Linked DNA regions of Homo sapiens: region 2 is linked to region 1. The links are chromatin loops, found by intact Hi-C in ENCODE. Cell type or tissue: Calu3. All regions are shown on one strand. Each heading gives the region's core, and the rest is flanking DNA. Links, peaks and the distances in the headings are about the cores only. Region 1 overlaps DCAF8 (DDB1 and CUL4 associated factor 8). Region 2 overlaps KCNJ10 (potassium inwardly rectifying channel subfamily J member 10).

Evidence for each region. A loop is a pair of places that touch in the nucleus more often than their neighbours do. Peaks named below come from ENCODE experiments on the same cell type or tissue, not always from the same donor. Only the 100,000 strongest peaks of a DNase experiment are listed, where the experiment ranks them.
Region 2: it touches region 1 in a loop (13-fold over the local background); 3 of 110 quality-filtered maps call a loop at or near these places.

What each region holds. Positions count from the first base shown.
Region 1 is chr1:160,249,245-160,254,622 of GRCh38, forward strand. The region is part of intron 2 of DCAF8 (DDB1 and CUL4 associated factor 8); the gene reads right to left. Among named protein-coding and RNA genes, the nearest start is that of DCAF8-DT, 9.8 kb to the right of the region's middle. RefSeq lists a silencer at 2,792-2,921. In Calu3, for the core only: a CTCF peak has its summit at 2,876 (motif pointing left); a DNase peak (open chromatin) is centred at 2,877.
Region 2 is chr1:160,044,443-160,049,820 of GRCh38, forward strand. The region is part of intron 1 of KCNJ10 (potassium inwardly rectifying channel subfamily J member 10); the gene reads right to left. Among named protein-coding and RNA genes, the nearest start is that of PIGM, 15 kb to the left of the region's middle. RefSeq lists an enhancer at 1,217-1,511. In Calu3, for the core only: a CTCF peak has its summit at 2,394 (motif pointing right); a DNase peak (open chromatin) is centred at 2,429.

The DNA of each region.
Region 1 (5,378 bases), core at 306-5,305:
ATTATTAATAATTAGGAAAATATAAATTAAAACCACAATGAGAATCCACTAAACACTTATTTGAATGGTCAAAAATTGTTTAAATAACAAAAATTTACTTTATTAAGTACTAACAAGAAGTAGAGCAACTACAACTCATATACACTGTTACTAGAAATGCAAAACAGTACAGTTACTTTGAAAAAAGCAATTTGGCAGTTTCTTATGAAGTTAAATATACACTTATCATACAACTCAGGAATCCCACTTCAGCTTCAGGAATTTATACAAGAAAAAAGAGGCTCAGACCTGTTATCCCAGCAATTTGGGAGGCTGAGGCAGGAGGACTGCTTGAGCCCAGGAATTAAAGACCAGCCTGAGTAACACAGCAATACTCCATCTTTAAAAATAAATAAATAAGATAAACAAGAAGGAAAATGTATGTCCACAAAATTAAAAATACCCTGTAGGTGAATGTTTTAATAGTTTTACTTAAATTCATCAAAAAACTGGAAACAAATTTTCTTCAGCTGGGTCATAGATAAACAAATTGTGGTAGGTCCACACAATGGGATACTACTGAGTAATAAAAAGGAATGAACTACTGATACAAGCAACAACATGGATAGATCTCAAGTATGTTATGGTAAGTGCAATAATTCAGACTCAAACAGCTATACAATATATGATTCCACTTATAGTACTTTCTGGAAAAGATAAAACTATAGGAATAGAGGGATCAGGGATTGCCAGGGCTTGGAGGTAGGGGAATGAAACTGACTACGAAAGGGCATGAGAAAACCTTTTGGAATGATGGAAATGTTCCATGCGCCAATCACAGTGGTGTTACATAACTATGCCTTTGTCAGAATTAAAAGAATAGGCCAACTCAAAAAAGGATAAATTTTACTGTATATAAATTATACCTTAATAAACGTGGCCTAAAAAGAGCGAATGCAGGCCGGCGCAGTGGCTCATGCCTGTAATCCCAACACTTTGGGAGGCCAAGGCGGGCAGATCACCTGAGGTCAGGAGTTCGAGACCAGCCTGACCAACATGGAGAAACCCCATCCCTATTAAAAGTACAAAAATATTAGCCGGGCGTGGTAGTGCATGCCTGTAATCCCAGCTACTCGGGAGGCTGAGGCAGGAGAATTGCCTGAACCTGGAAGGCGGAGGTTGCGGTGAGCCAAGATCGCACCATTGCACTCCAGCCTGGGCAACAAGAGCGAAACTGTCTCAAAAAAAAAAAAAAAAAAAAAACAGGATGAGAGAAGAGTGATGGGGGAAAATCATGCAAATTGTTAAATGACATAATACCATTAAAAACACTAAATTCTCAAGGCTGTGATTAATAGAAGTTGACAAAAATGGTCAATATATCATAGCAAATGAGAGCATAATGTCCAGACTTCTCACTTGAAAACGAAAGTGCTGAAAGGATTTTTGCTGCAACCAAGACTGCCTGTGTGATTTATCAGCGACCATATTAATGGCAAGATGAATCCTAAATACATAAAAAGTCTACAACCCTATTGTCTTGGTGATAACTAAGAATAGCAGAAATTTAAGTAGCTCAAAGTTGTTCTTGTGGTTGTACTATTAATTTGTATGTTTATGCTCTTTATTTTTTTTAAATTTCTCTGAATTTCATTTTAAATCCTCTGGTGCCTAGGGTCTATGAACACTGGTCTGACAACTACCTTACCTTGAGCCCGATCGAAACATCAACGTGTAAATATTATTATTGTCCTTGATCCCTTTACTAAGACCTGAATTCGGTCTGTCAAATCTCATGGTTTATATAATCCCAGCATTCTCTCAAACCAGTGCCTGCCTCATTCTGCTACTCAAGTGCCCAACTCTCCTACATAAACACCCATATTTAAATGAGACAAGGTTTTAGAATTTCCTCTGAAAGAAGAAGGTGATAAGAAAATACTTCAATTATTATTAAGACAGAGAGCCACACAGTCCCAAGTTTCTCTTGGGAGGACAGATGTCCCATACCACTCATAAATGAGCAGCTGTTCAGGGTTGATCTCCATCCAAAGTACAAATTTGCTTTTCTAGGTCCCACAGTCCATCTGGTATCAACTAGTTCTACTTTCTCCACCTCCAATTTTTGTTTCCAAGATGAAATGGCTCATTTTAAGTTTATTTTACTTTTCTTAATATTTCTCCTTCACAAGAAACACTTACTTCTCCAAGCCTACTTGCCTTCCACACTCTAATAGCATAGTGGTTTTGCAGATGTTCTTTTTTTTTTAAGACAGGGTCTCGCTGTTGTCCAGGCTGGAATTCAGTAATGTGATCTCAGCTCACTGAAGCCTCGATCTCCCAGGCTCAAGTGATGCTCCCACCTCAGCCCCTCCAGTAGCTGGGACTACAGGTGCATACTGCCACACTCAGCTAAATTTTTTGTAGAGATGGTGGTGGGGAACATGTTGCCCAGGCTGGTCTCGAACTCCTGGACTCAAGTGATCCACCTTCCTTGGCCTCCCAAAATGCTTGAGATTACAGGCACGAGCCACTGCACCTGGCCGTATAGTGTTTATTAATCAGAGAACCTCAGGCACTGAAACTCAAAGGATGACCCCAAAGAGGCTGAAACTCATTATATAAAGCATGTTTATGGTAGGTAGGACTTTAGTTCTGGGCTATTTTCTATTAAGTACTTGGAGGGGTCCAACATATGACACTGTCTCCTCTGGTAGGCTGGACAGATGAGCAGAAAGAAACTGAATGTTTCTGTAACAGAAAAATTAATCTCTATTCCTACTGTGCTGAAGATCTGACAGTACAAACAACCCAACTGCAGAGAGACTCTAGCAGGTAGACTCTAGCTGGGAGTCTAGGCTACTCATTTTTATACAAATCACAAGCCTCTGGCACCACCCAGTGGCCTATGTGTAAGCAAACATGCTGTTACACAACAGCATTGGTACCAGGCAATTTAGAAGCTACAAATATAAACAAGGCAGTCACAATCCCATTTGTAGCCAATTAATCAATTAGGAAAAATGAGTGATACAAGAGATAAAAGTATCTATCATTTTTTAAAAAGATAAATAGAATGCTGTTGTGGTTGAACAGAGGAAAAGATTATATTTAGTTTCAGGGAAAAACGAAATGCTTCCATGGAAAATTAGCTTTTAAGATGGGCTTTAAAAGACAGGCAGGATTTCAACGGGTAGAGTTGAGAAAGACATTCCACAGGACCAGAGCAAGAAAAGATATGGAGGTTAAAAACCTGACATGGTCAAGAAACATATATGGGTAGTCTACTTTGGCTAGATGGTAAGGTATAGTTGATTAGTTAAGAAGTATAATAAAAGCTTTGTTGTTGGGGGGCAGGCAGTCAGGCATCAGAGAAATTATTTTGTCAAAGATAATAAGATGGACTGAAATGAAGGAAAAGGAAAGAGAAACAAGTTTAAAAGCTATTATAGTTGCCAAGATAAGAAGTAATGAGGGGCTGTCTTGGGTTGATGGCAAAAGGAATTAAAAAGGGATCAACATGAGAATCGTTGTAAAGGTAGATAATGTTTAGCTCAATAAGCAGTTACAAAGCTGAGTTAAGAAGGACAAGTTCTTAGTCTGGCGCCCAGAGAAAATCAAGTGACACAAATGAGAAGCTGGCAGGTGGGATGAGAAATTATTCTGAATAAATTTAAAATCCAAGCCGACATGTTAGGAAGGTACTGACGAACAAATTTAAGTTTGGAACTTAAATAAAGTAAGGCCAGAGATACAGACTTGTGAATTATCTGTACAGAGAAACTTCAAAATCAAACACCTTGTAAATCATATCTCACTAAAACAAACAATTAGTTACCTAAGAAGGCTCTGGGAGAGGATGTTCAAGGGAAGAATCTTGAGGAATACCTACCCTTAGAGAAGAGAAAGGAGAGCAGAGAGAAAAATTGAGAAGAACGAATAATCAAAATTAAACCTCTGGAAGTCAAGAATAAAAAGGTTTCAAGGTGAGGATAGGCTGGGCGCAGTGACTCATGCCTGTAATCCCAGCACTTTGGGAGGCTGAGGCTGGAGGATCGCTTGAGTCCAGGAATTTGAGACCAACCTGGGCAACATCAGGAGACCCTGTCTCTAGAAAAAATTTAAAAATTAGGCTGCGCACAGTGGCTGACGTCTAAGTGACGCTGGTAATCCCAGCACTTTGGGAGGCTGAGGCGGGTGGATCACCTGAGGTCAGGAGTTTGAGACAAGCCTGGCCAACATGGTGAAACCCTGTCTCTACTAAAAATACAAAAATTAGCCACACGCGGTGGCATACGCCTGTGATTCCAGCTACTCAGGAGGCTGAGGCAGGAGAATCACTTGAACCTGGGAGGCAAAGGTTGCAGTGAGCCGAGATCGCACCATTGCACTCCAGCCTGTGCGACAGGGTGAGACTCCATCTCAAAAAAAAAAAAAAAAAAAAAAAAAAAAAATAGCAGGGTGTGGTGGTGTACACCTGTAGTCCCAGCTACTTGGGAGGCTGAAGTGGGAGGATCACTGGAGTCCCAGAGGTCGAGATTGCAGTGAACTGTGATGGGGTCACTGCACTCCAGCCTGGGTGACAGAGCAAGTCCCTGTCTCAGAAAAACAAACAAAAAAACCAAGAAGGTAAGGAGGATAGTCCATGCTTCCAAAAAAATACAGAGAACAGTATACTGTCAAAAGGCTGTAAGAGTCAGAACAGCTTTTCCCCTGGAATTATCTCAGAGATTGAATGGAATGCTGATTTTCTCTCCAGTAAAGAATCATAAAACACTAGGATTCAGCTATCTCTTAAATCTATAAAAATTATTTCCTGGGATGGGTGCGTGGCTCATGCCTGTAATCCCAACACTTTGGGAGGCCGAGGCAGGCGGATCATGAGGTCAGGAGTTTGAGACCAGCCTGGCCAACATGGTGAAGCTCCGTCTCTACTAAAAATACAAAAATAAGCTAGGTATGGTGGTGCATGCCTGTAATCCCAGCTACTGGGGAGACTGAGGCAGAAGAATCGCATGAAACTGGAAGGCAGAGGTTGCAATGAGCCAAGATTGTGCCACTGCACTCCAACCTGGGCCAAAGAACGAAACTCTGTCTCAAAAAAAAAAAAAAATTGTTTTCTTAAAAACTCATTAGCTTACCAATATAGCATAACTATGTCTAAACAATAAAAAAAGTTTGTATTCCTACTGTCATTTGAATAATTTATATACATATGTTTATAAGAAATATTTAATTCTACCTTTCAGCTTCATCTCTTGGCTTTGAAAAGCCCTGGTTTTTTTTTTGGCCAGGTACCATGGCTCACGCCTGTAATCCCCACACTTTAGGAGGCCGGGCCGGGTGGATCACGAGGTCAAGAGATCAAGACCATCTTGGCCAACATGGTAAAACCCCAT
Region 2 (5,378 bases), core at 290-5,289, 200 kb before region 1:
TTTGATCCTCAAACTCTTGAAAAAAAAGATGTAAACTCCTATAAGATTTTGAGGAATGAGAACAGAAGAAGTGCTGTAAAATTAGAGATGAATGAACATAGTTTTAATTTTCAAAAAGAAAAATGAAGTACCTTTCACAAACTACAAACAGGTAAGATATTGATCCTAGGCAAGATTCTAGAATGGAATATTAAGATTACGAGTACTTAGGTAGGATGGGGGAAAGGAAGTTATCAATAGGACCCAGTGTGGATTTACTAAGAACAAGTCACATCAAAATGGCCTAATTTTGGCTGAGTGTGGTGGCTCATACCTGTATCCCAGCACTTTGGGAGGCTGAGGCAGGAGGATCACTTGAGATCAGAAGTTCAAAACCATCCTGGGAAACAGCAAGACACCATATCAGCAAAAATTTTTAAAAATTAGCTGGATATGGTAGCACACACCTGTACTCCCAGCTACTTGGAGGCTGAGGCAGGAGGATCACTTGAGCTCAGGAGTTGGAGGCTGCAGAGAGCTATAATCATGCCACTGCACTGCAGCCTGGGCAACAGAATGAGACCCTGTCTCAAAAACAATAATAACCTAATTTTCTTTTATGATAAGGCTACTAAATTGACAAATCGAAGAAGTGCAACAGAGAACGTGTACCTAAACTTCAGGAGATTTTTGACAAGATCTCTCATTATGACCTGGGGATAAGATAAAGAAAAATGAAGAGAATGCTAATCTAATTCGGTGACTTTAAAAATCAGTGGTACTGGTGAGGGGACCATGATAGCCTGGAATTCATTTTCTATTGATACACCAGAGAGCTTCATCTTTGGCCTTGCCCTATTCAATTTTCTTAACATGAACTTCATTCAAAACTATAGAATGCTATGGCCATCAATTGTGTGCCTGACAGAAAGCTGGGACAGATAGCAAATGCAAGAGCTGGGGCAGAATTAGGATCCAAAAGGAGTCAAATAAGTAGGCCAAGTCTAACAAAAATGTTAAGTGCTGGATTATGTACTTGGGTCCAAAAATTACCTGAGCAAGTTCTGGATTGAGAAGATGTGATTTAGCAAAGCAGTACAATATAAAAAAATTAAACATATTAGCAGAAAATAATCCAATATGAGTTATTCATGTGTTTTGATTGCCAAAAAAGCAAACTAATCTTAAGCTCCTTCAGTTGAACTGAAGTCCCTAGAACAAAAAAGTAGTTGATTCTACTCTGCTCTGTTCATCCCACACCTGCAGTATCCAGCATCAAGGAACACTCAGGATATGAGAGGATTCAGAACCAGACCACATGAGAAATGATTGAAGGAAATAGGGAAGTTGATTCAGGAGAAGAGACAATCAGAAAGATATAATGAATGTGTGCAAATATTTGGTTTGAAGGACTATCACGTGATCAAAGGCTTGGACTTGTCCTTTGAGCTCCAAGAGGAACAATCAGGGAGTTCATACTGCAGGGATAAAGATTGCAAGTTGATATTATAAAGAGCATTGTAACAATCAGGAAGGCACTTTGGACAAGCACTTTGCAGAGATCCTATGGCGGAGATAAAAGCTTTGGATGGGAGATTGAAAGACTGTCTTGAAGATTCTGTCTATACCCATGGTGGGTGAGGATGTCTGCCTTCTCCACCCCACTTCTACCCCTGCACTTTCTATGGTGACATTCAGGGATCCTTTACTGAAGTCCTAGCTTTGTTTATGTTGAGGGGAGATTCTACATATCTTGGAGAATGGAAGCTCTTAGGGCCCAAGAAAAGCCTTGCTTATCATTCCCAAAATATTAGTCTATAATTCCTTCTCACTTTAAAATTTATAAAATATATAGTTTGATCCTCACACCATGAGGTAGGTAAGAAAGACACCATAGAAGCTAAGGCTCAGAGAGCTTTGCCCCAAGTAGATTAGTGGTAAAGTTGGAACCAGAATCCAGGTCTCCCAGCTCCTGGTCCAGAACTTTTTAATTGTAGCAACTGCTTTTGTGTGCCCCAGGTTCATTCTCTTGGACCTCATGCTCTCAGCAGGTGCCACTATGGTACGCTGTATGTAAGACCACACATCCCAGGGTTAAGGCTCTAGACTCAAGGGTACTGGAGATTTCGGCCACTGCTAGCCTCTTTGTTGCCTCTGGCTGTTGTGATTGCCACCTCCAGCTGTAGTGCCTGTGGTTGCCAGCCTTTGTATCTGCCACCTCCAGCTGTTATCTGCTGCTCCCAGCTGTTGTGCCACCTCCCACAGCCAGGCAGCTTTGTTCTCTGCGGTGGCCAGAGTCAGAAGCGGATAAACAATCAGCTACACTCCACCCCAAAGCTGGCCAGGCCCCTGGGGAAGGAATCGAGCCAAAGCTCTGGAAATCATCTGTTGCGCACCCCACCACCCCGGGGCACCCCCGCAAAATAAAACATACTCTTTCCTCTAGAGGGTGCTATTTCCCCAAAACAGTCCCAGCCGGCCAAATACCAGAGACAGAATTCTGAAGACCAGCCTGAGTGGCGAAAGAGACAGAAACAGAGATATTCACCTTCTTTCTCCTCTAAGACTGAACTAGTGATCCTTTCCCTAAAACAAAGCCAGTCATAGCTACAGTGATGATCAGCACGTTCCCTCAGCAAGTACCACTCCCACTTACTGCTACCCCCGGAAGTTCTTCCTGAAGCTGTCTTTTTTTGCCTGTGCACTCATTTATTTTACTTGAGAGTCATTTGTTCTACTTGAGAGTCATTTATTCTCCAGGATAATACATGGATTTATCAGGGCCTTTCTTGAGTAAGGACACTGTTGTTCTTGTGACTCTCAATAACTTGATCTGTGGCTCCCCTTTGCTTTTTGCTACTTCGCTCCTGGGTTTCTCTTCCTCAAATACACTTCTGACTAGAAAGAGTGCTTCAACCTCCTCCCAGGGACAGCAGGTACAGGGGAAAGAGAAAAGCTGCACCAGCAGGGAAAGTGCTTTATCTGTTTTCTCTGTAGCCTCTCAGCACACCATTCATGATTTGGTCTCTGCCTACTTCTGACTTTACCCTTGACAATCTTTCACAGGCCCCCTGAACTCCAACGCAGAGCCTCACTACCCAATCCTTTCTACCTTTGGACCTGCTTCTGCACTGCCCTGCTCCGTGCCTACCTGATGATCTCCTTATCTTTCAGAACTCGACTCAACTGTTAGTTACTCCCTTTGACGCCTTCCCTGACTCTCAAAAAAACAATTCATCTTCTCTGTCCCTCCCATCCCTGCCCAGAATGGGTTTACTTTACTATGCTTGCTCTTGTACATATTCTCTTTCCCCCACCTCACCCCCCGCCAGATGGGATCTCACTCTGTTACCCAGGCTGAAGTGCAGGAGTGCAGTGGTGCAATCTCAGCTCGCTACAACCTCTGCCTCCTGGACTCAAGCAGTCCTCCCACCTCATCCTCCTAAGTAGCTGGCACTATAGGCATGTGCCACCATGCCCAGCTAATTTTTGTACTTTTAGTAGAGACGGGGTTTCACCCTGTTGCCCAGGCTGGTCTCAAACTCCCGGACTTAAGTGATCTGCCCACCTGGGCCTCCCAAAGTGCTGGGATTACAGGTGTGAGCCACTGCACCTGGCCCTCTTGTACATATTCCTATTTTGAAGCATTATAGTGCTTTGAGATGGTTTGTTTATCATTGTTTACCATCTTTGTGCTCCTAATTTAAGACCACTGACTCTGCCTTTCATCTGTTTCCCCAGTGCCTAGTATAGTTTGTTAAGAAAGAGTAAGGGAATGACTGAAAGCCTGATCTGGACGGGCCAAGGCCTCACAGGAGACACCTAGTTCACACAGACCTTCAGGAGGAGCCACTTCAGAGTGCGAGGGGACCCAGGTTTACACAGGCTTTGCTAATGCTGCAGATGCCTACACCCTGTTTTCAGAAGGTAAGAAAATAAAAGCCCAAGATATCAGTCCCTGCTCCTTCTGGGCCAACTGTTCCATTTGCAGGGGGCTGGGGAGAGAATGAGCTTTGTAAATTGCTACAGAGCATTGGAGTTGATTATGCTAAATTAGGTGACTAGAGAAGATGCTTCAACCCCCTCCCAGGGGCAGCAGGTGCAGGGGGAGGGGAAAAGCTGCACCCACAGGGAAAGTGCTTTGTCTGTTTTCTCTGTTGCAAGAGCAAGTTGACTGAAAGGAGCTTTGGGATATGAATACTAAATGCATTCACTTCCAATTGTAAAATCCTTTCTTCTCCTACTTGCTGCTCTATTTTGGTTCCTAAAATAGTTAAAGGGACCATCATCCTACCCATTACCCACACTCAAAGCCAGGATCATCTCAAACTCTCTTCTTGCCTCAACTCAACATTTATCTAAAGCCATGTGCTGTGGATTTATTATTTGTGCCTCCTCTCCTTCATTCCATTGTCTTTTTTCAGGTCCTAATGCCTTGTGGCTGAATCACTGCATCAGCCTCCTACTCATCTCATGTCTCTGTTCTTTCTCTCCTCAAATCCATCCTACATTGCTCCTGGGTTTCTCTTCCTCAAATACACCTCTGATCAGGAATCAATGAACATTTATCCAGTACTTTAGAAAGCACTTTCACATTTTATTCTCATGGCATTCCTATGAAATATTAAGATTATAATCCTTGTTTTACGAATGAGGAAACTGAGGCTCAGAGAGATGGTGTGACTCAGTAAACTGTGGAATTAGATTCATGCCCAGGTCCCGTCTCCCAAATCCATCCACTTTTCATTTTACTATAATTGTCTTAGTTCTTTCTCTAGCTCAAAACATTTTAATGTCTCCCCATTATCTATCAAAGACAGGCCAAACCCAGGCTGGCATATAAGGCCTTCCGCAGTCTGCTTCTGAACCTGCTTTCTAGCCTTATCTCCGACCACTTTTCTGCTATGGCACACTGCATATTGCAAGCAAACCAACCACTCCCTGCTCCCTGCTGTGCACTCCCATGCTTTTCTGCCTTCCATGATCCTGCACTTCTCTCTTCCTGGGCTCCCCTTCCTCCTTGTCTTTACCTATCCAAGTCTTATCTTTCAGAGTCCAGTTCAAATAACCCCTCTTCCATGAAGCCTTCTCTGATTCCTACAACCTTAAGTAATGCCTCTCTTTTCTGAGTTTCCATATATGTATATCTATATCCAACTATACCCGTAATGGCACCGCTCTTAGTACATGGTGTATCATTTGTATTCTACTACAAATAAGGTCATTGAAAGAAGGATCCAGCATTTTATTTATTTATATATATATATATATATATATATATATATATATATATATATATGTTATCCTAAAGATTAGCACAATGTATGACACATAGTAAGTGCTCAAGAAGTATTTTATGATTGAATTAAAAGTAGGAGGGGACTCCTAACCCACTCCAG